Linked DNA regions of Homo sapiens: region 2 is linked to region 1. A link is a loop called in an ENCODE intact Hi-C map of the cell type or tissue named here. Cell type or tissue: B cell. All regions are shown on one strand. Links, peaks and the distances in the headings refer to the core of each region. The heading gives the core; the rest is flanking DNA.

What was found. Hi-C counts contacts between places; a loop is a spot of excess contacts. Peaks named below come from ENCODE experiments on the same cell type or tissue, not always from the same donor. Only the 100,000 strongest peaks of a DNase experiment are listed, where the experiment ranks them.
Region 2: a loop joins it to region 1, with 33 times the contacts of the local background. A loop is called at or near these places in 80 of 110 quality-filtered maps.

What each region holds. Positions count from the first base shown.
Region 1 is chr17:5,055,866-5,071,814 of GRCh38, forward strand. It overlaps the pseudogene LOC100421332. Among named protein-coding and RNA genes, the nearest start is that of ZFP3-DT, 14 kb to the right of the region's middle. RefSeq lists an enhancer at 6,456-7,216. In B cell, for the core only: CTCF peaks have their summits at 6,714 (motif pointing left), 6,913 and 7,112; a DNase peak (open chromatin) is centred at 6,706; H3K27me3 peaks cover 1,113 bases.
Region 2 is chr17:4,970,430-4,986,378 of GRCh38, forward strand. CAMTA2 (calmodulin binding transcription activator 2) reads right to left here. Exons shown (of 23, transcript NM_015099.4): 2 at 15,763-15,857; 3 at 15,451-15,554; 4 at 12,547-12,614; 5 at 12,328-12,463; 6 at 11,660-11,731; 7 at 11,249-11,402; 8 at 10,796-10,930; 9 at 9,255-10,192; 10 at 8,075-8,201; 11 at 6,629-6,763; 12 at 3,956-4,071; 13 at 3,156-3,340; 14 at 2,746-2,824; 15 at 2,340-2,562; 2 more. The coding sequence starts at 15,793. LOC124903901 (a long non-coding RNA gene) reads left to right here and starts at 3,285. Exons shown (of 2, transcript XR_007065588.1): 1 at 3,285-3,373; 2 at 3,931-4,252. In B cell, for the core only: CTCF peaks have their summits at 10,299 and 10,500; DNase peaks (open chromatin) are centred at 8,512 and 10,362; H3K4me3 peaks cover 279 bases; H3K27ac peaks cover 1,402 bases.

The sequences.
Region 1 (15,949 bases), core at 2,935-10,934:
CTTTCTTTTTCATTTCTTTTCTTTTCCTTTTTTTTTTTTTTTTTTTTTTTTTAATTTTTGAGACAGAGTTTCGCTTTTGTCACCCAGGCTGGAATGCAATGGCACGATCCCGGCTCACTGCAACCTCTGCTTCCGGGTTCAAGTGATTCTCCTGCCTCAGCCTCCTGAGTAGCTGGGACTACAGGCACCCGCCACCATGCCTGGCTAATTTTTTTGCATTTTTAGTATAGACGGGGTTTCACCGTGTTAGCCGGGATGGTCTTGATCTCCTGACCTCGTGATCCGCCTGCCTCGGCCTCCCAAAGTGCTGGGATTATAGGTGTGAGCCACCGCACTTGGCCTCTTTCTTTCTTTTTTTGGAGTTTTGCTCTTGTTGACCAGGCTGGAGTGCAATGGTGTGATCTTGGCTCACCACAACCTCTGCCTCCCGGGTTCAAGTGATTCTCCTGCCTCAGCCTCCCGAGTAGCTGGGATTACAGGCATGCACCACCACGCCCGGCTAATTTTGTATTTTTAGTAGAGATGGGATTTCTCCATGTTGGTCAGGCTGATCTTTAACTCCTGACCTCAGGTGATCTGTCCCCCTCGGCATCCAAAAGTGCTGGGATTACAGGCGTGAGCCACTGCGCCCAGCCTGGTCTGTGTTTCTTTTACTGCTGTCAGTTTCTTGTTCAGGTTCACAAATTTGTTATATATACATAACAAATATAATATTTAATATATATATACTTTTTTTTTTAGCCTCACTCTGTCTCCGAGGCTGGAGTGCAGTGGCATGATCTCGGGTCACTGCAACCTCTGCCTCCCGAGTTCAAGCAATTCTCGTGCCTCAGCCTTCTGAGTAGCTGGGATTACAGGTGGGTACCACCATGCCCGGCTAATTTTTGTATTTTTAGTAGAGATGGAGTTTTGCCATGTTACCCACGCTGGTCTCAAACTCCTGAGCTCAAGTGATCCACCTGCCTTGGCTTCCCAAAGTGTTGGGGTTACAGGCGTGAGCCGCGGCTCCCAGCCTACGGATATATATACTCTTAACTACAGTCTGTACCAGCCTGGGCAACATGGTGAAACCCGGTCTCTACAAAAAAATACAAAAATTAGTCAGGCAAGGTGGCGCGTGCCTGTAGTGCTCTGAGCATGCAGAGCATTATATTAAGTACTTTACTTCAGATAACTTTGATTTTACATGTCCACCTCTTCCATTAGACTGAGTGTAACTCCAGTGTGCTCAATAAATGCAGAGATCTTAAAATATGTTTGACTGATTTTTTTTTTCTTTTAGAGACGGAGTCTTGCTCGGTCGCCAGGCTGGAGTGCAGTAGTGTGGTCTCAGCTCACTGCACCCTCCATCTCCCGGGTTCAAGCAATTCTCCTGCCCCAGCCTCCCGAGTAGCTGGGACTACAAGCGCGCACCACCACGCCTGGCTAATTTTTGTCTTTTTAGTAGAGACGGGGTTTCACTATATTAGCCAGGATGGTCTCGATCTCTTGACCTCGTGATCTGCCTGCCTCCGCCTCCCAAAGTGCTGGGATTACAGGCGTGAACCACCGCGCCCATCCATTTGATTGATTTTTACTAGGCTCCTCTAGTGGATTCAAATTTCGTTTAAGGTTACTAAGTTTAGTAAGAGTCAGCAATCCTTTTGGCCCTTAGGGAACTCTAAACCTTCTGTGATTTTCAGCATAGAACTTCACCAGTTTAAAAAAAAAAAAAACACAAACCTTCTAGGAAGAAGAAAAAGTTGAGAGGAAGAGAGAAATAAGAGTAGAAGTGGGAAAGAAACACAAGAAGAGAAGAAATGGCCAAAGGGCAAAGCGGCAGGTAGGGAGGGCATATGGTAGGAAGGGCCACAGCCCCTAAAGGCAGGTCAGGGATAGGTGAGAGTACTGAATCCACAGGCTGCCCACACTGAGAACTTCCCTGTTGAAAAGAATCATCACTGCTTTATCCTTTGTTCAGTCCTGCCACTAACCCCATTGGTTTCTCTTGTGATGACCCAATATTCCTTCCCCCAGCACAAATTTCCGAGTTTGTTGAGGACACAGGCTGTCCTGCCCTGTTGGTTCCCACTTTGGAAGCCACAGTGTTTTTGGGAACCACTTTTTTATGTTTTTTTTTGTTTTTTTTTTTGAGACAGAGTCTCATTCTATCGCCAGGCTGGAGTGCAATGGCACGATTTCCGCTCACTGCAACCTCCGACTTCCGGGTTCAAGCGATTCTCCTGCCACAGCCTTCCGAGTAGCTGGGATAACGGGCACGTGCCACCATGCCCAGCTAATTTTTTTTTTTTTAGACAGAGTTTCACTCTTGTTGCCCGGGCTGGAGTGCAATGGCATGATCTCAGCTCACCGCAACCTCTGCCTCCCAGGTTCAAGCGATTCTCCTACCTCAGCCCCACAAGTAGCTGGGATTACAGGCATGTGACACCATGCCCAGCTAATTTTTGTATTTTTAGTAGAGACAGGGTTTCACCATGTTGGCCAGGCTGGTCTTGAACTCCCGACCTCAGGTGATCCACCCACCTCGGTCTCCCAAAGTACTGGGATTACAGGCATGAGCTACCACGCCCAGCCTTTTTTTTTTTTTTTTTTGAGACAGGTTCTTGCTCTGTTTCCCAGGCTGGAGTGCAGTGTCACAATCTTGGCTCACTGCAACCTCTGCCTCCTGGGCTCAACTGATCGTCCCACATCAGCCTCCTAAGTAGCTGGGACTACAGGCAAGCACCACTACGCCCGGCTAATGTTTATATTTTTGTTTGTGTGGAAACAGGGTTTCACCATGTTGCCCAGGCTGGTCTCGAACTCCTGGACTCAAAGGATCCACCTGCCTCAGCCTCTCAAAGTGCTGGGATTACAGGCATGAGCCACCCTGACTGTTAACCCATTTTATGGGTGTATCTTAATTAATTAAACCACTTCCCTGTGGATACATTTAAACTGTTTCACACTATTTGGTGTTATGAACAACGTTGCACCGAATAACTTTGTATTCATGTAAATTTACAGACAAGAGTATCTGCAGAATACGTTTGGGAAGTGGATTTGCTCAGTCAAAGGGTGCATGACTATTACCTTTGGGAAGATTTGCTCTCCCTGTAATTTGTACCAATTTGCAATCCTCTAACAATGAACAAGTGCTCTTACCTCCCACCCCTGCCCCCAACAAAGTTGTATCATTAAAAATAATCTTGCCCGGCGCAGTGGCTCATGCCTGTAATCCCAGCACTTTGGGAGGCTGAGGCGGGCTGATCACGAGGTCAGGAGTTCAAGACCAGCCTGACCAAGATGGTGAAACCCCGTCTCTACTGAAAAAAAAAAAAAAAAAAGCCAGGCTTGGTAGTGCGCCTGTAATACCAGCTACTCAGGAGGCTGAGGCAGGAGAATAGCTTGAACCCAGGAGGCGGAGGTTGCAGTGAGCCGAGATCACACCCCTGCACGCACCACTGCACTCCAGCCTGGGCAACAGAGTGAGACTCTGTCTCAAAAAAAAAAAAAAAAAAAAAATCTTTACCAGTGAGCTAGGTGAAAACGTGACATACGTGGCAAAGAAAATTAACACCATATGTATTAGTTTGCTCAGGCTGCCATGATGAAATACCATGTCATCATTTTTCCTCTGTCTCAAGGACACAGGCACCCATGTCTGGGTGGCTTAAACCAGACATTTATTTTCTCACAGCTGTGGAGGGTAGACGTCCAGTATCAAGGTTCCACCCAATTTGGTTTCTGGGGAAGGCTCTCTGCTTGGCTTGCAGATGGCTGTCTTCTCGCTATGTCCTCACGTGGCCTTTCCTCTGTGCAAGTGTGCAGGTTATGGGGAGGTGGTGGTGGGGCAGTTAGGGGAGTGCTGGGGAGAGGGAGGGAGAAAGGGAGAGGATGAGAGAGCTCTCTGGTGTCTCTTCTTTCTCCTTCTTCCTTTCTCCCTCCTCCCTCCTCCCCCCTCCTCCTCCTCCTCCTTCTCCTCCTTCCTCTACTTCTCCATCTCCATCTCCTTCTCCTTCTTTCTTCTTTCTTCTTCTCCTTCTCCTTCTTCTTCATCTCTTTTTTTGAGACAGGGTCTCACCCTGTCGCCCACGCTGCAGTGCAGTAGCCCAGCGATCATGGTTCACTGTAGCCTCAGTCTCCTTGGCTCCAGTGATCATGGTTCACTGTAGCCTCGGTCTCCTTGGCTCAAGGGATCCTCCCACCTCAGCCTTCTGAGTAGCTGGGACCACAATCATGCACCACCATGCCCAGCTAATTTTTAAATTTTTTGTAGAGATGGCATCTCACTATGTTGCCCAGGCTGGTCTGAAACTCCATGGTTCAAGCCATCCTCCTGTCTTGACCTCTCAAAGTGTTGGGATTACAGGTCTGAGCCACTGCTTCTGGCCAGGGCCTCAAATTTATGACTTCATTGAACCTTAATTACTTCCAATTAATTATTCCAAATATAGCCATGCCATGAGTTGGGTCTTTAACGTATGAATTTTTTGGGAACACATATATTCAGTCCATAACGCTATACTCTAATCAGAGAATTCATATTATGGAAGAATCCTATGAACAGAGTAGATGTGAGAGCACTTTTTTTTTTCTTTTGAGATGGAGTCTTGCTCTGTCACCTAGGCTGGAGTGCAGTGGTGCGATCTCTGCTCACTGCAATCTCTGCCTCCCGGGTTCAAGTGATTCTCCTGCCTCAGCCTTCTGAGTAGCTGGGACTACAGGCATCCACCACCATGCTCACTGATTTTTGTATTTTTAGTAGAGATGGGGTTTTACCATATTGGCCAGGCTGTTCTCAAACTCTTGACCTTGTGATCCACCCACCTTGGCCTCCGAAAGTGCTGGGATTACAGGTGTGAGCCACCGCGCCCAGCAGTGAGAGCACTTTCAAAGGGAAGTTAGAGCTCATTAGATATTGTTGAATTCATAGTAGAAAGACTTATGAATGTAATAAATGTGGGAACATTTTTTTGAGACAGAGTCTTGCTCTGTTGCCTAGGCTGGAGTAAAGTCGCATGATCATGGCTCACTGTAGCCTCGACCCCTCAGGCTCAAGCGATCCTCCCACCTCAGCCTCCCGAGTAGCTGGGACTACAGGTGCGTGCCACCATGCCTGGCTAATTGTTTTAGTTTTTGTAGAGACAGGGTCTCCCTATGTGGTCCAGGCTGGTTTGGAAATTCTGGGCTCAAGTCATCCTCCTGCCTCGGCCTCCCAAAGTACTGGGATTACAGGAAAGAACCACCACCCCTGGCTGGAAAATATTTCAGGTGGTGATCTCAACTTGTTCAACATCAGATAATTCATTTGGGGGGAAAACCCTGTAAGGGCGTCGAGTGTGGAAGAGCCTTCAGCTAGAGCTTAGGTCTTACTGAACATCACACAATTCACATTGGAAAAAAACCCTGTGAAAGTAAGGAGTGTCGGCCAGATGCAGTGGCTCACGCCTGTAATCCCAGCACTTTGGGAAAGCCCAGATGGGCGGATCACCCGAGGTCAGGGGTTTGAGACCAGCCTGGCCAACATGGTGAATCTCCATCTCTACTAAAAATAGAAAAAAATGGCCTGGCGCAGTGGCTCACGCCTGTAATCCCAGCACTTTGGTAGGCCGAGGCAGGCAGATCACGAAGTCAGGAGATCGAGACCATCCTGGCTAACCCGTCTCTATTAAAAATACAAAAAAGTAGCTAGGCGTGGTGGTGGGTGCCTGTAGTCCTAGCTACTCGGGAGGCTGAGGCAGAGAATGGCGTGAACCCGGAGGCGGAGCTTGCAGTGAGCTGAGATCATGCCACTGCACTCCAGCCTGGGCAACAGTGCGAGACTCTGTCTCAAACAAACAAACAAAAAATATATATATATACAAAAAAAAATTAGCGAGGCGTGGTGGTGCGTGCCTGTAATCCCAGCTACTCGGGAGGCTGAGGCAGGAGAGCTCCTTGAGCCCGGGAGGTGGAGGTTGCAGTGAGCCGAGATTGCGCCATTGCACTCCAGCCTGGGCAACAAGAGCGAAACTCTGTCTCAAGGAAAAAAAAAAAAAAAAAAAGTAAGGAGTGCAGGTAAATATTTAGCTATAATTTAGCCTTACTAGAGACTTCATGTTAGAAGAGAAATCCTTTGAATGTAAAGACTGCAGGAAAGCCTTTCCTCAGAATCCTCATCTTATTCTACATCACCGAATTTGCTCAGGAGAGAAATCCCATAATTTATTGAATGTGGTCAGCCTTTAATCAGAGCTCAAATCTTCGTCCACATCAAAGAATTACCTCTGGGGAGAAAACCTGTGAGTGACATAAATATTGGAAGTCCTGCAATTATAGTTCATGCCTTACTCTACCCCAGATAATTCATATCAGAGAGAAACTGTTTGAATGTAACAGATGGGTAAATGCTGTCTGGCCTAGGTCAATCTTTATGACAATATCAAATAATTCGTCTCAGGGAATAATCCTATGACTGCAATGAAAGAGAATATCTTCGGCCAGTCTAAGAAAACACCACAAACATAAGAGTATGCATGTTTATACATATCTCTTGATATCAAAATAATTAGAAAAAATCTAGAGGAGGTGGATTAGTCCACATACTGAATTTCATGGGTTAACTGAAATTTAGACAAATGATTGAAGACTCTCTGTCTAGACAAAGTGGCAGCTGCATCAGGGAGACCTGGGACTCAACTGTCCTTCCTCATCCACTTTCCCGGCCACAGTTGAAATTCTTGTCTGTAGGTTGCTGGCGCCACCTGATGCCCAGCAAGAAAACTGCCTCTTTATTCCCGAGTAGGGAAGAAGACGCCTAAATCTGTAAACATATCTCCTTCTCTTTTTTTTTTTTTGAGACAGAGTCTCGCTCTGTTGCCCAGGCTGGAGTGTAATGGCGCAATCTCGGCTCTATGCAACCTCCACCTCCCGGGTTCAAGCGATTCTCGTGCCTCAGCCTCTTGAGTAGCTGGGACTACAGGTATGCACCACCATGCCCAGCTAATTTTTGTATTTTTAGTAGAGACAAGGTTTCACCATATTGGTCAGGCGGGTCTTGAACTCCTGACCTCGTGATCCACCTGACTTGGCCTCCCTAAGTGCTGGGATTATAGGCGTGAGCCACTGTGCCTGGCCTTCTTTTCTTTTTCAGACAGAGTCTTGCTATGTCGCCCAGGCTGGCGTGCAGTGGCGCGATCTCGACTCACTGCAACCTCTGCCTCCCGGGTTCAAGCAATTCTCATGCCTCAGCCTCCCGAGTACCTGGGACGACAGGCGTGCACCACCACGCCAGGCTAATTTTTTGTATTTTTAGTAGAGACGGGGTTTCGCCATGTTGGCCAGATGGGTCTCCAACTCCTGACCTCAGGTGATCCGCCCACCTGAGCTTCCCGAAGTCCTGGGATTACAGGCCTGAGCCACCACGCCCAGCCTCTTGTTCTCTTTCAACATTCAGTTTACTTAATTGTGCTTCCTCACGCAAAGGATAACCTTCCTCACACAAACACCCTTTCCTGCTCCCCTTTTCTTCCAACTGTTGCCTGCTGCCTCAGGAAAATCTCTCTGTCTCCTTCTTCATGGCAGGAGTAGCTGAGTGGGAACTGCCATTGTATAGTACCTGCGACAGCCTGGCAGGTGTGAAGTGCTTTGTCTGCAGTATCTCATTTAATTCTCACATGAACCCTGTGTGCTAATAGTACTCCCATTTTATAGGAGAGGAACCTAAACTCAGAGCTCAGGGCACTTTCCTAGGTACATGGGAAATAGCAGAAGCCCAAGGGGAGTGTGGGATTGTCTTCAAAGCTCATGCTTTATGAGTGGTTCTTAACCCCGGAGGGCTCATTTTTTTTTTTTTTTTTTTTTTTTTTGAGATGGAGTCTGACTGTGTCGCCCAGGCTGGACTACAGTGGCACCATCTCAGCTCACTGTAACTTCCTCCTCCCAGGTTCAAGCGATTCTCCTGCCTCAGCCTCCCGAGTAGCTGGGACTACAGGTGCCTGCCACCACGCCTGGCTAATTTTTGTATTTTTAGTAGAGACTGGGTTTTGCCATGTTGGCCAGGCTGGTCTCAAAACTCCTGACCTGAAGTGATCCTCTTGCCTTAGCCTCCCAAAGTGCTGGGATTACAGGCATGAGCCATCATGCTTGGCCAAGCCTGGAGAACTCTTTTAAAAGTACCAATGCTGGCTGGGCACGGTGGCTAATGCCTGTAATCCCAGCACTTTGGGAGGTCGAGGTGGGCAGATTGCTTGAGCCCAGGAGTTCCAGACCAGTTTGGGCAGCATAGTGAGACCCCTGTCTCTACAAAAAATTTAAAAAAAAATTAGCTGAGCATGGTGGTGCATGCCTGTGGTCCTAGCTACTCAGGTAGCTGAGATGGGAGGCAGTGAGCTGTGATCATGCCACTGCATTCCAGCCTGGGCAACACTGTGAAACCGTGTCTCAAAAAAAAAAAAAAAAAGAAAGAAAAGAAAAGAAAAAAGAAAAGGTACCAATGCTTGCCCTCCTTCTCCAAATTTTTTTTTTTTTTTGACAGAGTCTCACACTGTCGCCCTGTCGCCAGGCTGGAGTGAGTGGCGCAATCTCGGCTCACTGCAACCTCCGCCTCCTGGGTTCAAGTGTTTCTCCTACCTCAGCCTCCTGAGTAGCTGGGACTACAGTTGCATACCACCACCTTGGCCTCCCAAAGTGCTGGGATTACAGGCGTGAGCCACCGCTCCCAGCCTCCTCCTCCAAATTTTAATTGATCTGGGGTGAGGCATGGTGTTACAGACTGAACTGCATTCCCCCAAAATTTATATGTCGAAGCCTTAATCCCAAATGTGACTGTATTTAGAGATAAGGCCTTTAAGGAGGTAATTGAGATTAAATAAGCCTGACCAACATGGAGAAACCTCATCTCTACTAAAAATACAAAAATTAGCCAGGCGTGGTGGTGCACACCTGTAATCCCAGCTACTCGGGAGGCTGAGGCAGGAGAATCGCTTGAACCCAGGAGGCAGAGGTTGCAGTGAGCCGAGATTGTGACACTGCACTCCAGCCTGGGCAACAAGAGTGAAACTCCATCTCAAAAGAAAAAAAATAAATAAATAATAAAAATAAAATAAAAAGAATTCATGTGTTAGATGATTTTAGGGCAGTTGGCCAGTCACACAAGCTGAAGGCTGGGCTGAAACAAAATAATATGTGAATGTTGGGTGCAATTGTTTTGAGTAGAGACTAAAGGGGCAGAACTGTTCTTTGTTCTCTGAGAAGGCTGAAATGTCCACTGCATTGCATAATTTAACACCTAGTCCTTGTCAAGAGAAGGGAATTCCCTTGATTTTGAAAAGTCCTAATACAATCATTTATATCCGTCTCCGCACAGCCCAGCCCCTCTGGGTTCAGCCCGTCTCCTGTCATTCTTACAACCCACATCCCATATTAAGCAGTGATTATTAGGATGATGGGAGATGTCACCTGCTTACCCAGTTTGGACATGTTTGTCCATCTCTGCTGGTAATGCTGCTTTTACCCTTGTGGGATCTGGTGACTTTCAACAATTGCCCATTAGTGCTGGAAATGGGCCCAGATTCTTCCAACATTTTGGCACCAAAGACACTGCCAAGAACAATCTCAACTTCCTTGGGTCCAGCACTGTTAGGTCAAATTACATGCTCAATCACAAGTGGAGAAGAGTCTAGTTTTGAGCATCGGTTGAGTACAACTTTACAAAATTGCTGATTCAGGGGTGGCCCTATGGAAAAATAAGGAAATGCCAAATAGAGTTTAAAAGGTATGTCTAATGAGACAAGAAAGATGAGGAGAAGCAGAAACCCAGATGGATTTGAAATATCTGCAGGCTTGTCATGGTGACTCCTGCCTGTAATCTTGGAATTTTGGGAGGCAGAGGCAGGAGGATTGCTTGAGCCCAGGAGTTTGAGATCAGTTTGGGCAACACAGGGAGACTCCACCTCTACAAAAAATGCAAAAAATTAGCGGAGCATTGTGGCACACACCTATAGCTCCAGCTACTCAGGAGGCTGAAGCGGGAGGATCACTTGAGCCTGGGAGTTGGAGGCTGCAGTGAGCCCACATCACAGCACTGTACTGCAGCCTGGGCAACAGTGTGAGATTCCGTTTCAAAAATAAAAATAAAAGAAATATCTGCAAACATCTGCTCCTTACACTGGTTGCACACATACTTCACCTCAATTCCATTTGAAAGTCTCCCCTATTTTAAGTTTTCTAATATCCACAGTCAAGATCAACCAGTCTCATAAGTCAGTCATCTAGTTTCTGCATTTTGGATCTCTGACCTTCAGATATTATATAGAAATTGTGGACTCTAGTGTCAGCCATTGTTTCTCATCTAATCCTATAAAAAAGTTGAATTCAAATAACTATTGAGGCTGGGCGTGGTGGCTCACGTCTGTAATCCCAGTGCTTTGGGAGGCCGAGGCAGGTGGATTGACTGAGCTCAGGAGTTCGAGACCAGCCTGGGCAACACGGTGAAACCCCGTCTCTACTAAAATACAAAAAATTAGCTGGGCGTGGCGGCATGAGCCTGTAGTCCTAGTTACTCAGGAGACTGAGGCAGGAGAATTGCTTGAACCCGGGAGGCGGAGGTTGCAGTGAGCTAAGATTGCGCCGCTGTACTCCAGTCTGGAAAAGAGCAAGACTCCATCTCTAAAAAAAAAAAAAAAGAAAAAAAGAAAGAAAAAAAAATTGTGGACTCTAGTGTCAGTCAGTGTTTTTCATCCAATCCTACACAGAAGTTGAATTCAAATAACTATTGAGGCCGGGGGTGGGGGCTGGCTCACGCCTGTAATCCCAGAACTTTGGGAGGTTGAGGTGGGCAAATAACTTAAGGTCAGGAGTTAAAGGCCAGCCTGGCCAACATGGTGAAATCTTGTCTCTACTAAAAATACAAAAATTAGCTGGGCATGGTGGTGCACGCCTGTAATCTCAGTTACTTGGGTGGCTGAGGCAGGAGAATTACTTGAACCCGGGAGGTGGAGGCTGCAGTGAGCCAAGATCACACCACTGTACTCTAGCCTGGGCAACAGAGTGAGACTCTGTCTCAAAGAAAAGCCGGGTGTGGTGGCTCACACCTGTAATCCCAGCACTTTGGGAGGCTGAGGCAGGTGGATCACCTGAGGTCAGAAGTTTGAGACCAGCCTGGCCAACATGGTGAAACCCTGTCTCTACTAAAAATACAAAAATTAGTTAGGTGTGGTGGTGGGCGCCTGTAATCCCAGCTATTTGGGAGGCTGAGGCAGGAAAATCGCTTGAACCCGGGAGGCAGAGGTTGCAGTGAGCTGAGATCATGCCACTGCATTCCAGCCTGGGCGACAGAGCGAGACTTGGTCTAAAAACAGAATAAAACAAAACAAAAAACCAACCAAGAAAACCTATTGATCTAATGTGATGTGAGGGGCTCTGAAAAGTCAGCTGGCTACTTTGCTCTTTTTACCACTTTTACCCTGTGCCTAAAATTCCTGCCATTAGACTTCTGTGTTAAGGTACTGTTTCTTGAAGGTCACTGTTAAAATTCGAGGTAATCTCAGAAGACTTTCCATATAAGGATTTTTTTTTTTTTCGAGATGGAGTTTAGCTCTTGTTGCCCAGGCTGGAGTGCAATGGTGTGATCTTGGCTCACTGCAACCTCTGCCTCCCAGATTCAAGTGATTCTCCTGCCTTAGCCTCCCAAGTAGCTGGGATTACAGGCCTGTGCCACCACACCCGGCTATTTTTTGTATTTTTTGCAAAGACGGGATTTAGCAGAGATGGGATTTCATTACGTTGGCCAGGCTGGTGCTGAACTCCTGACCTCAAGTGATCCACCCGCCTTGGCCTCCCAAAATGTTGGGTGGCATGAGCCACTGCCCCGGCCCCATGTAAGCATTTGTCAGTCAACCTGTACAGACCATCTCTGGTCAGTTCTGTGCCACAGGTGCAATGCCTAAGGGTGGAGAACTGAGTGAGGAGATGGAAAATACTCTTATAATGGCTGGGCATGGTGGCTTACGCCTGTAATTTCAGCACTTTGGGAAGCTGAGGTGGGTGGATCACTTAAGGTCAGGAGTTTGAGACCAGCCTGGTTAACATAGTGAAACCCCGTCTCTACTAAAAATACAAAAATTAGCTGGACGTGGTGGCGGGTGCCTGTAATCCCAGCTACTCGAGAGGCTGAGGCAGAATTGTTGAACCCAGGAGGTAGAGGTTACAGTGAGCCGAAATCACGCCACTGCAGTCCAGCTTAGGCAACAGAGCAAGACTCTGTCTCAAAAAAATTAAAAAAAAAAGGAAAAACAAATATTCTCACAAGACAACGCAAGCTACAACAAGTCAACTTAACTCAAATGCTAAGAGTCAGGAAGGGCAGTGGAGGAGTGGTTGGAGTGAGAAGAGAGGACTCAAGATGGCTTTGTGCGTGTGCTTGTTTCGAATGAGGTCTTAAAGTAACTCAAGTATTGAAGCCAGCTAAGTAACCCAAACGCCATCATTGTACAGGGTTTTATTTTGGTAGAAGGGGGATGCTTTATGCACACATAAGGCAAATGTGGATTTGCTGAATGTTAGATTTGAAGTTTCCTGTTTTGACCATTAGCTGACTATGAGAAAGATTTCATCATAAAGAAGGGATCTTGTTGGAAGACTGAGTAGTTTATGAAAAATTTTTTTGGCTGGGTGTGGTGGCTCACAGTAATCCTGTTACTTTGGAGGGCTGAGACAGGAAGATGACTTGAGGCCAGGAGTTTGAGACCAGCCTGGGCATCATGGTGAGGCCTGTCTTTTTTTAAAAAAATGATAAATTAAATTAATTTTAAAAAATTTAATTGGACACATCTTGACCATTAGCTGAATAATGGTCAAAACAGTAGCAAGGCTGGGTGCGGTGGCTCACACCTGTAATCCCAGCACTATGGGAGGCTGAGGCAGGTGGATCACATGAGGTCAAGAGTTCAAGACCAGCCTGGCCAACATGGCAAACCTCATCTCTCCTAAAAAAAATAAATAAATAATTAGCCGGGCATGGTGGCAGGCACCTGTGATCCTAGGTACTTGAAAGGCTGAGGCAGGAGAATCCCTTGAACCTGGGAGGCAGAGGTTACAGTGAGCTGAGATCATGCCATTGCACTCTAGCCTGGGCAACAAGAGTGAAACTCCGCCTCAAAACAAACAAACAAACAAACAAAAACCTCCAAAACAAAAACAGTAGCAAAACAGGCCTGGGAATCTTCAGGGTCCCATAAAGGAGCAGAGGCAGATTGTGTGTTAAGTGGGACTTTAGGAAGGCTATCAGGTTGTAGTGAGAAGAGCCTGATGAGAAATCGGCAGATATAGGTGCAAATCCTGACCTCTTCCCTTCTTCTTCTTTTTTTTTTTTTTTTGAGACGGAGTTTTGCTCTTGTTGCCCCGCATGGAGTGCAATGGCGCAATCTCAGCTCACTGCAACCTCTGCCTCCTGGGTTAAAGCGATTCTCTTGCCCCAGCCTTCCAAGTAGCTGGGATTACAAGCATGCGCCACCACACCCAGCTAATTTTGTATTTTCAGTAGAGACGGGGTTTCTCCATGTTGGTCAGGCTGGTCTTGAACTCCTGACCTCAGGTGATCCACCTGCCTTGGCCTCCCAAAGTGCTGGGATTACAGGTGTGAACCACCACGCCCAGCCTCGATCTGAGTAAACTTTGACATGTCACTAAACTTCTGGCCTCCCTTGCCTGCAAATACCTTATCTACAGTTGCCATAGACAGTCTAAGCTTCAAGGGACTCTGACCATAGTTAACACATATGAGAGGATTTTGTAAACTATGTTGGGTACATATAAAGTTTGGATTTTTTTTGTTATTGTTGTTTTAAACCAAACTCAAAGCCTATATTTTGCTCACCTGTGTGAGATCTATACCTCAAGATTTCTTATATGGCATTAAAATAGTGAAATCAAAAACCATGGTTTGAATGACTCACTACTGCAGATGGTAGAGTGAGTTTGAATGAGGGAGGAAGGCCATGATCCCGAGATTTGTCCGGAGAGAGAATCTGTGGCTGTTGGCAACAGAATTAAGCCCCAGAAACAAAGGGACCCTTTATTTGAGAGAGGTCCTGAGGTATCATCACAGTTATGGTTTGTAGTCGCAGTGGGAACAAGGATAGCATTGTGGGCAGGTGTGTGGCCTAATGGAAAACAACAGTATGAAGAGTGAGTAACTGGGGTATGGAGGATGGCGTCAGCCCAAGGACAAAGGTGCATCACTGAGAAGGAATCTTGTTGGAGGACTGAGTAGTTCCCTGAAGATGTTTTTATTTTTATTTTTATTTTTTTTTTGAGACAGAGTCTCATTTTGTCACCCAGGCTGGAGTATAGTGGTGCGATCTTGGCTCACTGCAACCTCCACCTCCCGGGTTCAAGCGATTCTCATACCTCAGCCTCCCAAGTAGCTAGGATTATAGGCGTCCGCCATCACATCTGGCTAACTTTTGTATTTTTATAGAGACGGGGGTTTCACCATGTTGGCCAGGCTGGTCTCGAACTCCTGACCTCAGGTGATCTGCCTGCCTTGGCCTCCCAAAGTATCGGGATTACAGGCATGAGCCACCGGCCTGAAGATGTTTTTGATGAGCCACATCTTGAGCTGGGAAAATAACACCATGAAAGCAGAGTTAGAGCCAATCGATCTAACAATTGTGGTCAATTGATTGGTAACAAAGGTGCCAAGAACACACAGTGAGAAAAAAACAGTCTCTTTATTTTTATTTTTGACAGTCTCTTTAATAAATGGTGTTAGGAAAACTGGCTATCCACATGCCGAAGAATGAAATTAGAGCCTTATCTCGCACCATACCCAAAAATCAACTCAAAGTGGAATAAAGACTCAAATGTAAGACCTGAAACTATAAAGCTACTCAGGAGGCTGAGGCAGGAGAATTGCTTGAACCTGGGAGGCGGAGGTTGCAGTGAGCCGAGATGGCACCAATGCACTCCAGCCTGGGCGACAAGAGCGTGACTCTGTCTCAAAAAGAAAAAAAAAAGTAAAGTAAAGTAAATGTGAAGAAATAGGAGTTGTTCCGGCAGTCTTATGCTTTTCTGGTCACACTGGGAGCTTATGTGTCCCTATGATGTGGGAGACCCTGGGACTTGATTTTCTTCCTATTTTCTCAGAAAAGAGCCTCAGAAATATTCACATAGGACTGCCTTGACCCTGCGATGGCAAATAACGTCACTCATGTGCAAATTCAGACAAATAGTAGCAGCTGCCTGGAATACTGTGCTGTGTGGGGCTCTAAGGCACATTTGGGGATCTGAGAAGTGGACAAGAACATTATTACACGTGGCTCAGTGATGTCTTGCCCGTGGTGGCAATCCTGCCGATTATTTTGCTGACCTTGTTAAGACTCCAGATTCCTGGTGATGAGCCTCATATGCTGGGATGCAGCTTTCTTCTCCTTTGTCCTCTGATTACTTTTTCCCTATACCCTCTGCTGTTGTCTAGTTTCAGTGCCACACCACGCCCCCAACCTCAACTTTCCGCTCACCTTCTCAAAGCCCAGTACTGACCCCTCCTCTAAGCCAGCCTTTTCTTCTCTGTCTTCCCTCTCATGGTGGTTTTTGGGAGGCTGAGGTTTCTGGGTGGTGCTGCATTTCTCCCACTGTGAAACGGACGGTGGTTTCACCTAAGACAGACATGGACCTTACAGGACCCCAACGCACCTCTTAGGCTTAAAGAACTTGCCCAAGAAGGATCTGTCATCCAAGCACAGTAAAAACGTGATCTTGCTGGGTCAGGTTCAGAATTGGTTGCTCTGGCCTCCTTGATACAGATGTTCCTCAACTTATAATGGGGTTACATCCTGATCAACCTATCGTAAGGTGAACATTTTGTAAGTTGAAAATGCATTCAGGCCGGGTGCAGTGGCTCATGTCTATAATCCTAGCACTTTGGGGGGCCCAGGCAGGTGGATCACCTGAGGTCAGGAGTTCGAGACCACCCTGGCCAACACGG
Region 2 (15,949 bases), core at 5,785-13,784, 83 kb before region 1:
CGCTCCCGCATTGAGGCTCCAGCCTCGGGCAGCCCCACGAAGTCCTCTCGTTTAATCCGCTCCGGTGTGGCTTCGATGATCTGCTTGGCTAGTGAGATCATGTCCACCTGGAAGAAGGGAGAAGCTGAGTGAGTCCTTAGGGGCCCCAGCTGCCAGCTGTAACCTCAGTCCATTCCTATCTTGTTCCTTCTCTCCCTGCCAGGTGCTGCTAACCCTGTCTTTCTGGGCCACTGTTCCAGACTCATTCATTTATACTGATGGGGCTCCCACTTGGGGGTCCCTCTGTGCTGAGATGCTATGGAGAATATAGGATAAAAAGGAGATACTCCAAGTGGGGATTCAAAGCTGAACAAATGGAGGACTTGACACCCTTTCAGGCCAACCATCCACTGTCCTACCTGGGCCTGCCCCATGCCAGCTGACCAGCACATGCTCCCCATAGGCTTGGCTGTGCCCACCCCCAGCTCCCTTTCAACTCTCCAAGAACCATTCCAACACTTGCCAACTACTACCCGGATGAATGGCTCCAGTCTGGCCTTTGCTCCAGCCCTGAAGCCTATACTCCAGCACTTCCTGCTGGACACACTCAACACAACCTACTTGTGGAGTTCCCTAAGTTTTTTGTACTTAAAGTGCCACCCACTTACTCCATTAGTCTCTCTAAAGCAGGTATGTCCCCAGTCTCTATCAGAGAAGTACAAGGCTATACTTGAAGATTCACTTTCATTCCACAAGACTTTCTTAGCTTTATCATGTGCAAGCCTCCTTCCTGCATCAGATCACTGCCAAATACCCTCATCTTGCCAGCCTTACCTCTCCACACAACTCCCAGCTGCCCTCCGTCATCTTGGTTCTCCTAGAACCTTGTCCCTACATAGATCAACGGTTAACTCCTACAAACCAGCTCTAACTGAAGATATTCCCTAGAATTTTTGTTATAGAGACAGGGTCTCTTGTCCAGGCTGGAATGCAATGGCACAGTCAGCTCACTGCAACCTCATATTCCTGGGCTCAAGGGGTTCTCCTACCTCAGCCTCCCAAGTAGCTACAACTACAGGTGTGTGCCACCATGCCTATTTTTAAAAAATTATTTTGTGTAGAGATGGGGTCTTGTTATGTTGGCCAGACTGGTCTCAAGCCCCTGTTCTCAAGTGATCCTCCCACCTCGTTCTCTGAAAGTGATGGGATTACAGGGGTGAGCCACCGCACCCAGCCAGAATATTTTTTAATGCTTTTTATATTTTAAATCTTACTATTTTGTCTTTTTTTTTTTTTTTTTGAGACAGTCTCAGTCTGTCACCCAGGCTGGAGTGCAGTGGTGCAGTCTCGGCTCACTGCAGCCTGTGCCTCCTGGGTTCAAGTGATTCTTGTGTCTCAGCCTCTCAAACAGCTGGGATTACAGGCACATACCACAGTGCCCAGTTAATTTTTGTATTTCTTGTAGAGAGGGGGTTTCGCCATGTTGCCCAGGCTGGTCTCAAACTCCTGGCCTGAAGTGATCCACCCGCCCTGGCCACCCAAAGTGCTGGGATTACAGGCGTAAGCCACCAAGCCCGGCCAAATTTTTTTTTTCCAACATCTGTATTGTGGGACCAGCCAGAATTTTCAACCTCCGCTGCCTCATGACTTCCAAGTCACATGGTCTAAAAGGAGCTAAGCAAAAGGCTACCTTGCCTGTCCCAAAATGAAGTAAATAGGCCCTTCCTAAACTGAAGCCAGACTTTGATTCTGCTTCATGGAAGTCGGCCTCACCCTTCCTACTCCACTTCTAGCCCCCATAACTCCATCAATATAAGCAGTACCGGGATCACATCCACAGCCTGTGGGCTGTCAGCGTCCTCTGGAGCAGCCCCATCATCTGAAGCTGGTGGGAGGGCAGGAAGGGAGGAGAGGGGCCCCTTGGAGTTGGTAGCCTCATAGTCCATGAGGAGTAGGGGGGCTTCTGGGACACCAGAGGAAAGCTGGCCTGGGGCCATGTCCTCCATAGTCATCTCAGAGGCTGGCAGAGGTGCAGGGGGGGGACTGCCATCTGGGGCACTAGAATAGGCTGACGTGACGGAAAAGGTGCCATCCGACAGCTCCGAGGGCGAGGAGACGCTGCTCAGACCTGTGTGGGGAGGGAAGAGAGTGAGGGCAGCCGGAGCCACGGCCATCCCTCGCTCAAGTCTCCTGCCTTCCCCATCCTGTTCTCGGTCCCCGTCTGTTCTTGCTTCTGTTATCTCCCATCCCTGCCTCTGTGGTTTGTCTCCTCTCTTACTCGTTTCCCACACCCTTTGGCTTTGTCCTGGCCTATCCTCCTACCTACATCCCTCTCTCCAAAAGATTAGGGCCACCCTCACCAGTGTCTGGGCTGGAGGAGGGTGGCGATAGGGCAAATGGGGGCTCCACCGAAGGCTCCTGTCTCTGTAGTTCCTCAAGGCAGCGGGCAAGGCGCACATGACCCCGGGAATGAGCCACAGACAATGGCAGACGGCCCAGAGAGTCGGGAATGCTCAGTGCCTGTCGGTTCCAACGGAAAAGGAGCACAGCAGCTTCCAGGTGTCCCAGGGCACAAGCCCACATCTGAGGAAGGGGGCGGGACAGGCGGAGACGGAGGTGGAGGTGAGGCCAGGGGCTCTTCCTCCAGGTAGTCAGGTCTTCAGGCCCCAGCCCACCCCACTCCCTGCATTCCTCAGGATCTTCCTTTTCAAGGGCTGTTCCCATTGCTCCCTGCCCCATATGCGCTCAGGAATCCGTCATCCTCACCAGAGGGGTGCAAGAGAAATGATCCACGTTGAGCGGGTCAACCTCCTGCTCTAAGTCCAAGCTTCCAGTCTCCACACTCCTGGAGGGTTTGGGAGAGAGACAGCAGAGCCCAATGAGGGAAAAAGTGGGCAAAGCAGGAACATCAGAAGTAAAGGCACTAGGAGGCAAGCTGTACAGGGCCGGTGGGAAGAGGCAGTCAAGGACACTAGCTTAAGGAGGTCAAGAAGTCAAAGTGTTGTAAGTCAGGATATGAAAGTTCCCCAAAATATAAGTCCTCTCCCAACCCCCTCCCTTCCCACAATGACCCCAACTCCCTCTTGGTAGGGCCCCAGGTCCTCCAATTCCTCTTCAGTCCCCTGACACTTCTGTCCCAGAGGCTGCCCAGCCCTCACCCAGCTGCCCTTGCTCACCGCCACTGGCTCAGGGTCTCGATGAGGCGGGCATAGCCCTGGGCAGCAGCCAGGTGCAGAAGGCTCATGCCCCGGAAGGGGCTTCCATGGGCCAGACGTTCAGGACCCTTCCAGGTGGAGCGTGGGATCATGCTTTCTACCAAGACCACTACCCGTGCTTCGAACCCAGGCCCCTGGCCTTCATCCTGCGATATACACACTCTTAGGCAGAGACCCAGGTATCTACTCCCCTGGCTTGAGGTGGCCTTGGCCACCTCACATCTGTCCTCCCAGCTTCTAATTTTGCCCCCTCCCCACATGTCCCACTCTAGGATCCCATCAGTTGAAGTTCCTCTGTGGCCTGTGTCTCTTGCTCCCACAGCCACTTCCTCCAGCAGCCAGACCTCACACAATCTTGCCCATGTGCCTTCCCATCAGCTCAGATTAGTGCCATGTTCACACATGGCTTCTCCCCCTCAGAAGCCAGAGCCTTCTCTGAGCCTTAGCCCTCTTCTTTCAGAAACTTGGGACCCACAGAGATCTGAGCCCCAGTGCTCCTGACCCCTCCCCCGCCCTCTCCTTCACCTCCACCCTTCTTCAGACCAGAAATAGTCTGAAGCCCGTCATGCCAAGAGGGTGCCCAGAATAGCCACTCTTGCCACAAGGTGGGGATGGGAACAGGGTGACGTCAGGGAGAGGGAAGACAGGCTGAGGAGGCTGGGGACAGGAGAGGGAGGAGAGTCATGGGCACTAGATGTTTTCTTTAGCTGTGTCCTCCCCCTGCTCCCCACCGTAGACCACCTCCCTCCTCACAGAAGTACCTGAACTGGAGGAGCATCAGGACCCTGGCAAGGCACCTGCCCAGCTGCTGCGATCTCTGCCATCCGCTTCTCCATCTGCTCCAGTCGCTCTAGTATGGACATCCGGAACTGGTTGTCTGAGGGGGAACGGGTATGGGAGGCTGAGTGGGCAGTCTAGGTGATGCCCTGAACACCAAAAGTAGACCTGTCCCAAGATCTGGGGATGAGGACACAGAACCATATTCTTTTATCTTCCCCAAAACAACAGCTCCTTTACCCCTTCACCTAAATAAAGCCCACCAGGACTCAGTCCTTAAACTAGGGCTGTTAATACTACCCACTGATCTAGAACCCAGATCTGGAACCAAAACTGTTTCCTTCAAGGTACAGAGGTAGTAGGATTCCCAAATGGTCATCCAGCCTCCAGATGTCCCAAATCCCACCCGTACACACTCTTCCCCCCAGCCTTTTCCTAGGCAAAATGTTCTGTCAATTTTTGCAGCAGACACTACCTTTGTCCCCCATGGTGAAGGTGAAGGATTCCAGGGTCCCTCCCTTTTAATAACCACTGCCCCAAAAAGCTCAGGGACTGTGATTTGAAAAGTACCTCCCCTTCCTCCCAGCCCCCCGCAGCTGTCCACAAAGACGATGGTGGGGGACGGAAGGTGACAGAGATGGATAGCCATATAGCCATGTCCATTTCTCCTCCTCCTCCTCCCCGCCCCATATACAAATACGCACGTACACACATATCCCCCCAAGCTATATCTGTCCCCTCCTGAGATCAAACAAGGACAAGAAGGGGAGGCAGGAGGGGATCAGAGCTGTAGGAAAACAGACACAAACGGTGAAGGTTGGAGATGTTCTGAGATGCCAGGATAGAAGGGGATGAAGGTACACAGGTGATAGGAGGACAGAGAATGATGAACAGAAACCCAAGGAAAACAAAGGGAGGAGAGAGAGCAAAAAAGATAAAGTGAAGGAGAGGAGAGAAAGGACAAAGGAGGGCTGGGGGAAAAGTGCCAAACAAGCAGTAAGAAAGGACGATAAAAGACAGGCAAGTTAAGATATTGGTTCAAGAAGAAATGGAAAGAAGAGGGATGGAAGAGACTCATAGGAGAGACGGTAAAACGTAGATTAGACAGGGACAGAGAAATAAGGTGATGAACAGTCACAGGGCAGGACAGAGACAGAACAGGACTGAGAGGCCTGGCCAGATCCCAAGGTAGGCAGACTCAAGTCAGAGACAAGCAACCCAACACACTCGGGCTTTGTGTGGGGTCCAGCTCCAAGAGTGAGGCGAAACTAAGGACCAGAGCTCCGGAGAGAGAGAAGTAAGGACAGAGGGAGACTAAGATAACACAGATGGCAGCAGAACTGAGAGAAGCCAAGAGGCAACAACAAAGACACCAAGAGGAAGAGATAGAGAAAAGCTAACCTTGAGAAAGCAGAAAGCAGCAGGTGCAGACAGAAACAATGTTCAAGGCCACAAGAGAGAGAACCAGTAACAGGAACAAAAACTCCCAGATTTAAATAAATAAATACACACACACATAGATACACGTATGTATGTGCCTCTATGTTTGTGTTAGTACACCATGTTATTAGCAATGGATATCACTGAGAAGTAGTAGTATAGGAAATTTTTTTCTTTTTTTTTGAGACGGAGTCTCGCTCTGTCGCCCAGGCTGGAGTGCAGTGGCACAATCTTGGCTCATTGCAACTTCCGCCTCTCGGGTTCAAGCAATTCTCCTGTCTCAGCCTCCTGAGTAGCTGGGACTACAGGCACCCACCACCACGCCTGGCTAATTTTTGTATTTTTAGTGGAGACAGGGTTTCACCATATTTGCCAGGCTGGTCTCAAACTCCTGACCTCAGGTGATCCACCCGCCTTGGCCTCCCAAAGTGCTGGGATTAGAAGCACGAGCCACCGCGCCCAGCCAGAAATTTTTATTTTCTATTTTGTGCTTTTGTGTAATTTCCAAATTTCTGTTAATGAACACGTCTTTATATCAGAAAAGGAAAAACAATAGAAATTTAAATATATAAGTACAGCCGGGTGTGGTGGCTCACGCCTGTAATCCCAACACTTTGGTAGACCAAGGCGGGGTGGATTGCTTGAGGTCAGGAGTTTGAGACCAGCCTGGCCAACATGGCGAAACCTCATCTCTACTAAAATCACAAAAAATTAGCCAGGCTTGGTGGCAGGCACCTGTAATCCCAGCTACTTGGGAGGCTGAGGCAGGAGGATTGCTTGAACCCAGGAGGTGGAGGTTGCAGTGACCTGAGATCGCGCCACTGCAGTTCAGCCTGGGAGACAGAGCAAGACTCCGTCTCAAAAAAGAAGAGAAAAATAAATAATAAATAAGTACATAAACTTGTGCATAGCACCTATATATTGCTCTAGACCCTGTCCCTGCCCTGCCTCTTAGCCTTCCTTGTCTAGATTCCACCCTTTGGGATGGAGAAGGCAGGTCAAGAACTGGTATAAAAATGACCCCAAGATTTATGGGGAAGAGGAGGTAAGGGAAGTTTGCTGCCACATTTAGAAATCACTAATGAAATAGGAATTGAAAAAAAAAAATGGTAAAGTGGGGGCTCAGTGATGGCCACCTGAACCCTGAGTGGTCTAGGAGCATGTCATGCTTAAAGGCTGTGGGCTGGATACTTGGGTTCAGAGGGCTGGGTACTCACCGTCCAGTGACAGCCAGTCAAGTTGAGTACTAGGCAGAGACAGGAATCGGCGGGCTCGATACTCAAAGAGCACAGAAGCAGAAAGGGGCCCCTCCCGCCCTGCCACCTGCAAAGACACCAGCCCTACCTCATGGGCTGGAGAGGGTAGGATCAGCGAGAAGGGCTCTCTTTCCCTGGCTCCTTCTCTGGCTACCTGTGTCAGCCACAGACAATTATTCCATAGTTATTTCCCCTACTGCCCTGCTGTGGGCCAAGAGGCCCCTGGCTTCAGTGGCCTTGGCACTAACTGGGAAGGGAGTCCATTTGTTTGAGAACTTAATACGTACTATGGGCCAGAGATCCCTTGGATTCTAGACCCTGTAGTTGAAGATATTTGTTATTCAGCAAGAAGGTTTGGAAACTGAGGGTCAAGAGACTAGTTATGAACAATTTGATGTTGGAAAATCCTCTTGATCCCCGGATCAGAGTCTGGAAGTTATGACCCTGTTACTGAGATGGAGGAAAGGGGAGCTAGCCGCTCATGAACAGTGTCCAGTGGCCATAAGCATGGAACCAGCAGGCCCTGATCCTAAGACCAGGTGCTGAGACTTTTTCTCCCAGTCCCCAGATTCTCTGGTCTCATCCCCTTTCCTTACACACATGCTGGATGCTGCTGTAGAGACTGGGGGAGAACACACTCGTAGACAGCAAAGCTGCCAACCTGTCACTTTGGTGGTCCTTGAGGTCCCCTAGTAAGGCTGATTTTTGAGTGTAGGGTAAGGGCAAAGCTGGTGGCAAAAGGGCAGAGATGAACCTTGGCAATGAAGTCTAGACCAGTGCTGTCCAATAGAACATTTCTGCAGTGACAAGAATGTTCTATATCGTCACTATCCAATAGGGTAACACGAGCCATGTGTGGCTACTGAACACTTGAAACATGGTCAGTGAGACTGGGGAAGTGAATTTTAAGTATTCTTTAACTTTAATTAATAGGCACATGTGGCTAATGGCTACCATACTGGACAGCACAGTTCTAAAAGCCAATGTCCTTCAGTCCCAAGACTGGTTAGAGGAAACCCACATTTCTTCTTTCTCATTCCCCCTGGATTGGAGTTGGAGACTCTGGCTCTAAGCCAGAAAGCCTGGACAGACATTAGAAATCCCTTTGGTCAATGCCTAACCTTACAGGAGAGGAGGCCAAGGACCTCAGGAAGGATCAGACTCATCTGAGGTCACTGGTTAGCTAAGGAGTAGACTTCTTGGACCAGAACCTCGATCTTCTGACACCTAAGTCTGGGCTCTTCTGCCTGCTGGGAGAGCTTGGGGCTCAACCTCAGGACTGGATGAAGTCCTTGTGCTCTCAAAACAACCCATTTGTTCCCAGTGCTTTCTGGAAGCCTGGAGGTCCTGATCTGTCCTAACTGCCCACATGTCAGTCCCTCCCCCTACGGTTCCCAATCCTCATACCGGGACAGTAGCAGCGTAAGACACCAGGCTGGACAAGTGAGGCTGGCACTGCGATGTGATCAAAGACACAGGAGTAATGCTCGGCGGCTTCGGTCCAAGGACCTGTGATGAGCACCTTGACCCCACCCTGCAGACAGAAGTCAGAGACCATGTGACTGGAGTTGGGCGTTCATCCCCTCACTCATTCATTTATTCAGACCCTTACAGGGTATCTACTATATGGCAGGTCCTGTGCTAGAGTCTGGGGGTCCAGGGATAGACAGGACCCAGTGGGGTGAGGTCAGTGAGTCTATCTCTCCCCAACATTCCTGCCAAGTGGTTGCCTGGTCTCTACCTGAATCTGCCAGTAGCTGGGAATTCAGGGCCTCCCCCAAAGCTACCACAGAGCTGTCACCAGAAGGAAGTTCTGTTCTTGGGCTAATTCACCCCCACTGTACTTCCTCCTTTTCCTCTCAAAGGCAGCATAAAACAGAACTTCTCCACTGCTGAAGACAGTCTTTCAGCTACTCAAAGTCTGCAATCACATCCCTGATGTTTCTTTTCTTCTCCAGGCTGCACAGCCCCAATTCCCTACCCCTGAAAACAGTCAGGAAGGGAATGAGGTCCTAGGAGACTCCAGAAACCATGCTAACACATGGAAGGGAGAGGAACAGAAAAAAGGTTAAGTTGCTGAGGACTCTGGAAACAGGAAAGCAGCTTCACTCTACATAAAAAAAGAGATTGGCGGCTGGGCACGGTGGCTCACACCTGTAATCCCAGCACTTTGGGAGGCCGAGGCAGGCAATCACCTGAGGTCAGAAGTTTGAGACCATCCTGGCCAACATGGTGAAACCCCATCTCTACTAAAAATACAAAAATTAGCCGGGCGTGGTGGCGGTCACCTGTAATCCCAGCTACTCAGGAGGCTGAGGCAGGAGAATCGTTTGAACCCGGGAGGCGGAGGTTGCAGTGAGCCAAGATTGTGCCATTGCACTCCAGCCTGGGCAACAAGAGCGAAACTGTCTCAAAAAAAAAAAAAAAAAAAAAGAGAGAGATTAGGTAGAGGACTAAGAAGCCTAAGAAGCCATGAAAACTGAGGGAAACTAGGTCACAGACCACGGGGTAAGAGTTAATACAATTTGTTTTGGGGAGTCAGAAGACAAATAGGAGGGAGGAGGGAGGAGGTAAGCCTGAGTCTCACCTCTGGGTAGGACCACTCTGGGGAGAAGTCTGTGATGGTGCTAAGAGCAGGAGACAGCTGGGGGGTCGGAGCAGGGATGCTTGGAGCTTCGTCACTGATGAGTTCTCCCATAAGGTCTGGGAATGATGAAAGACTGAAGGGCTCCAGTTCACTGGCCCCAACAGGTCCTCCAAACAAGGCCTCTCCTCTTCCTACCCTGCTTGACGGCTCCAAGGGGGCAGGTGAGGGTGGGGGTGAGGGAGGGGGTGAAGGTATGGGTGGGGCAGCCCCGTGACCCTTGAGCTCCTCCCCACTGTCATCATCTTGGATGAAGAAGCAGTTTCCTCTTCTCCCACCTGCTACTGACTGTGGTGGGGGACCCCGAGCAGCTGCCTGGGGCTCCAGGGCAGCAGCAGGCTCTAGGGCAGAACAGGGGGTATGAGCGGCCTCTGCCTCGGGGAAGTCTGGGCTTACTCCCTGCCCCCCTCCATATGTCTGGCCCCTCTGGGGGCTGTTGAGAAAACGATCAGGGTCAAAGGCAGGACTGGGAGGAGCTGGTGGGGCAGAAGGCTCAGTGCCTACAACCACTGCCAAACTCATGGAAGGCCTAGGATCAGCCTGTGGAGCCAAGTGCCTGGTGGGCGTCAAGCCTCCAGCCCGCTGCTCCAGTCCTGTCAGGAGGAGGATAGCAGTGCCTCCTCTTGAAGAACCCCCTCGAGAAGTGGGAGGGCTAGGTCTGATTTCTAGGGGCTCTGCAAAACCTGATGAGGAGGAAGAAGAGGAAGAAGATGGGGAGGTGTGTGCCTTGGGGAGCTCTGGGGGAAGTGGGGCTATCAGTGGAGGAGGCTCTGGGGGGTGAGCGTGGGGGATAGAGGTCAGGGTTAAAGCTCGGGGCTCCACTTTGGGAGAGATGATGCGGTGTTTCGTGCTGCTGCATTTGTGGGTAAGGCTCCCAGAACCTGGAGTGGAGAGGAGTAGGAGGGAGAGGAGATAAGACACATCATTCCGCACCTTCTCTACCTTGAGGCCCTTAAAAGTATTTCCTGGGACGTCCCTATAAACCAGAGGTGTAATACTGATTGTAGCCACTGGGAGGCATCAGAAATGTCTGTTCTCTACCCCTACCCTTTATTCCCCCTCCCCCTCTCCATTTCCCCTCAAAACAAGCAGGACCAGAGGAACGCTCCAGAGAACTGAGGGCTTGGGAGAGTAGCTAAAAGCAAAAGTTAAAGGCATAGGAAAAGGACAAAAGAACAGAACCAAGGGGGTGCCAACTAGGAGGAAGGCTAAGGCTGGGTGTCACTGGTGGTGCTGAGGGGACAGGAATTGCTGAAGGTAGAAGACAGGAAGGGCAGAGGCTGCCATGACAGCTGAGTGCAAGGCTGATTCCGAGCCAGTGTGCACCCAGATGGGAACGTCTGTTCATCTGGCCCATCTTTCTGGGACATGCAAAAGACTTGCAAATCAGCATGCAAATCCCATCAAGATGGATATCCCCCTGGCTTGCGTAAGAGCAGTGTGGCTAGGTGGGAAGACAGCCAAAAGGTCAGGGAGTAACTTACCAAGCCCCCCACTGCAGAGACAGGCGTGGGTTCGGGGAGCAGGCTTGGTTGGGTGGGTGTCCAAAATCTGCTGCACCAGGTGTTCTACAGAGAACTCTTCTGTTCCATTCCCGCAGCTCCACTTGATGCCATGAACTAGAGAAGTTAGGGGGAAGTGCTGTGGGATCCCCACGAAACAGGCCCCAGAGTACCTTGATGGCTCCTCCAAGCACCTGACATGCTTCAAGACTTCTGGCCAGGTGAACAGAGGCCAGCAGCCTCAAGACTGCTCAGATATGTTGCTTTAGTCCTTTCTCCGTATTCTAATACCTGAGAACACACCGGGAATCCTAGCACCCTCCCAGCTTGGAGGGAGATGATCAGCCCTCAGGCTTTGGGTCCAGAACCATGGCCCCTCTGGGAGCCCTGTTTCTACTCTCCCCTTGGAGCTCTATCCCCACCCTGCTGCCTTACACATGGGCTTCAGCTGTCCCAACAACTCCTCCCGGGACCACTTCAGCCACTCTCGACGGTCGCTGCTGATGGAACAAAAGATGGGGCTGCAGCCCTTTCCACAGTCCTCCAGGGCTGGGACGTTCAGGTAGTGCACAAGGACGATGTCAGGGTTCTGAGAGTATAAGGGGACACACAGAGCCATGGGGTCCTGAGGTCCAGGGGCTTGGCTTCCTAATCCTCACTTTCTTCCTGGGCACCCTCCTAACCTCGCCCCCAATTTCTGACTCTCTCCATCCCCAAGCCCCTTTCTCTTCTTCCCAGGCTCCTTTCCTCACTCAGAACTCAGCCATCCTTTCACTTCCTTCTTTCAGACCCGTGTCCCTCAAAGAGTCAGGAAGAGGGTGGCTCCCTGGGCTCTTCCGTCCTTACCTGGAGCAGCCAGTAGCAGCGCCGATGGAATGTGGGGACGATGGAAGAGTGAACGTAGCAGCCATAGAGACACTGCCAGGAGACAGGCTGGGGTGGGGGGAGGGCTAGTCTGCTCCCCAACTCTTCCTCTGTTCAGTCCCTTTGCAGGAATCCCAATCTTTCCACCAGTTCCTCTTCAACCCTTCCCCCACCCTCGCCCCCACCTATTCCCCACCCCTTTTGAATCCCAGCCACCCTGAGTCATAGATGAGCAGTGGGGCTGGGGCCTTATAGTGAGGACCAGATTTGAGATACGGGACTATCTAGAAACCAGAGGGCAGAGCAAGAATGCATCTGAGATGAGGGGCAATGATTTGGGGAAGAGAAACCTGTGCTGAGAGCATCATTGCTGGGATCCCTGAGGGAAACACAAGAGCAGTGAGGGGCCTGGGCATCAGTGTTCTGGAAGGGAGGCATGGCCTACGGCCTGGATAGTTGAGTCACGGAGGGAAATGGGAAGTGGAGAGTGGCCAAAGCAATGTCAGCCGACCCAAAGTGAGTGAGAAGGGAAGAGTAACTGGGAGGGGACTGAGGTGGACAATGCCACCAAGCCCAGGTCGGGCTAGAGCCCAGCTAAGGGTGGAGGAGGGCAGGCTCGGGAAGATGAGCTGAATATCTGACTCTCTTACCTCCATGCCCTGGACCTTCAGCTTCATGTGGTCCTCTCGGGTGGTCTTCCCATCCTTCCGCTTCTTCCAGAGGTAACCATCCTTCCGATATTTCACCTTCTTGCGATTGTAGAGGATGATGGAGCCATTCTGAGGCCTGGGAAGGGAAGGGTTGCCCTGGAGTTCTGTGAACAGAACCCAGGACCCCTGCCACTCCCCCATGTTCTCAAACTTTCTCACCTTGTCTTTGGGGCACAAGACAGCCACTCATCATGCTTCTCAAAGGTGATCAGGTAGGATGCAATCTCCTGTAGGAGAGGAGGCACTCAGCTGGGCATCTCCTTCACAGAGAGTCTCAGCCTGGCCTCTTGGTCATCCTGTCAGTGTCTCACTCTCTGCTGAGTTCTGGCAGCTAGTGGAGGATGCTTCTAGGTATCTGGACCCAGCAAGACCCACTGCCCTCCTAAGAACCCTTCTTTTGTCCTAAGACAAAAGTCTAACATTTTTTTGTGAATTATTTTACTCTCCAAAAATCTCATTCCTGTGCCCCTTTTTTTTTCTTTTGAGATGGAGTTTCACTCTTGTTGCCCAGGCTGGAGTGCAATGGCGCGATCTCAGCTCACTGCAACCTCTGCCTCCCGGGTTCAAGCAATTCTCCTGCCTCAGCCTCCCGGGTAGCTGGGATTACAGGCATGCGCCACCATGCCCGGGTAATTTTGTATTTTTTTTAGTAGAGACAGGATTTCACCATGTTGGTAAGGCTGGTCTCGAACTCCTGACCTCAGGTGATCCACCCGCCTTGGCCTCCCAAAGTGCTGGGATTACAGGCGTGAGCCACCGTGCCCAGACTTTTTTTTTTTTCTTTTGAGGCAGAATCTTACTCTGTCACCCAGGCTGGAGTGCAATGGCATGATCTCAGCTCACTGCAACCTCCGCCCCCCAGGATCAAGCAATTCTCTTACCTCAGCCTCCAGAGTAGCTGCGATTACAGGCACTTGCCACCGTGCCCAGCTAATTTTTGTATTTTTAGTAGAAACGGGGTTTCACCATGTTGGCCATGCTGGTCTTGAACTCCTGACCTCTGGTGATCCGCCTACCTCAGCCTCTCAAAGTGCTGGGATTACAGGCATGAGCCACCACTCCTGGCCTCTGTGCCCCTTCCTGACTCAAAAAATTTCAGTGGTTTGACACTGCCAGGAATTTCAGATTATTTATTTATTTATTTATTTTTTTGAGACAGAGTCTCGCTCTGTCACCCAGGCTGGAGTGCAGTGGCGCCATCTCGGCTCACTGCAAGCTCTTCCTCCTGGGTTCATGCCATTCTCCTGCCTCAGCCTCCTGAGTAGCTGGGACTACAGGCGCCCACGACCACGCCCGGCTAATTTTTTGTATTTTTAGTAGAGACGGGGTTTCACTGTGTTAGCTAGGATGGTCTTGATCTCCCGACCTCGTGATCCACCCGCCTCAGCCTCCCAAAGTGCTGGGATTACAGGCGTGAGCCACTGTGCCTGGCAGGAGTTTCAGATTCTTTAGCCTGACTCCAAGGTTCTTCCCAACAAGGGATCAAACTTTCACTGTTCCCACTATTTACCCATATTGCTCCTACAATTCCTGCCAGATGGATCCATTGATTCCTTCCTGAACATGCTTTGAATAGTTACCTCCTGCATGTTAGTGCCCTACAAGGCAGGTACCATGTGCACACCTCTCCATATCTGGAAATCATAGCCATTCTATAAACCAAACCCCTTTTCAGATGCTCCATGAAGCCCTGCTGACCACACTGGACCTTCCTAAACGCTCTATAGCACTTACAACAATCACACATACACACATACACGCATCGTTTTACTGACAGTCCTCTTCTGACATCAAATTGATAAATATCAACAACCAACTACATACAAGGCAGTAAGTATGCAGAATACAGAAAATGTGTAACACAAGGACTGTGCCTCCTCCAGAAAGAGCCAGTATCAGTGGTGGTTAATAACAAAGGTTCCAGCCGGGCGTGGTGGCTCATGCCTGTAATCCTAGCACTGTAGGAGGCCGAGATGGGCGGATCACTAGGTCTAGAGTTCGAGACCAGCCTGGCCAACATAGTGAAACCCCATCTCTACTAAAAATACAAAAATTAGCCAGGTGTGGTGGCGTGCCTGTAGTCCCAGCTACTCCGGAGGCTGAGGCAGGAGAATGGCGTAAACCTGGGAGGCAGAGCTTGCAGTGAGCCGAGATCGCGCCACTGCACTCCAGCCTGGGCGACAGAGCGAGACTCCATCTCAAAAAAAAAACAAACAAAAATTAGCCGGGCGTGGAGGCACATGCCTGTAATCCCAGCTACTTGGGAGGCTGAGGCAGGGGAATCACTTGAATCCAGGAGGCGGGGGTTGCAGTGAGCCAAGATCGCGCCATTGTACTCCAGCCTGGGCAACAAGAGCGAGACTCCGTCTCAAAAAAAAAGGCCCTGGAGTAAGTTAGATAAACTATGAGGTAAATCAGTTTCCTCATCAATAACATAGGAGCAATAACAGGGCTTGCTCTATAGAACCGTTAGAGGATTAAATGAGACAAGGCAGGCCAAATGTTTAGCACGGTGCCCAGTATGTAAGGAATACTTTACTGGCAGTAGCTTTTGTTTTTACCCAGGTGGCTATGCCACAGAAAAGAGGGCTCCTTCAAGATCCATGTCTTTTTGTTTTTGTTTTTGAGACGGAGTCTCACTCTGTCACCCAGGCTGGAGTGCAGTGGCGTGATCTCAGCTCACTGCAGCCTCCGCCTCCCTGGCTCAAGTAATTCTCCCGCCTCAGCCTCTCGAGTAGCTGGGATTACAGGCGTACATCACCACGCCTGGCTGCTTTTTGTATTTTTAGTAGAGACGGGGTTCCACCATGTTTGCCAGGCTGGTCTTGAACTCCTGACCTCAGATGATCCACCCGCCTCAGCCTCCCAAAGTGCTGGGATTACAGGCATGAGCCACCATGCCCGGCCAAGATCCATGTTTTTATACCTCTCCTAGGATCCCCAAAGAGCTTAGAATGGTGCTCTGCACTTAGGAGTGTTGACAGACACGGAAAGACCCCCCACTCACCCTCCTCCAGCCTACTAGGTCTTGCTGGGCCCCAACCCCCAGCCTCCCTAGAAAACCTCATTTGTATTCCACCGTAGCCTCTCTGGAGGCAGCAGCGGGCAGCGAGGAAGACACTCCAGCAGCTTCTTGGGGAGAAAGATCTTCAGGTGGTGGCTGTTTTCTAAAGGGAATTAGAAGGGAGGGTTTAGTGTGCTACCCTGGGGCATCCCTGTGATAGTCCAAGGGGAAAGGGCTGAAGGCAATACAGAGCACTGGGGAAAACTGAAACCTCACTAAGGAGAACAGAAAATCCAAGAATTAGAGGGCCACTAAAGCGTGGGGAGAACGAAAGGCTGTGGCCACATTGGGAACCTGGTTTGTGAACTTACCAGCAACCTCGGTGGTGTCCTTGGTATTCATGGTGAGGGCTCCAGGGGGCAAGGTCACCCCCGGCCTGAGGGGCCGGGGGGAGGGGGAGTCTGTGCTGGGAAGGGAGAGAACAAGGTCATGGCAGAAGCCCCCACATTAATCCAGGATGAGAAGTATGAGGTAGGGAGTGGGTATAGAACTGGGTCA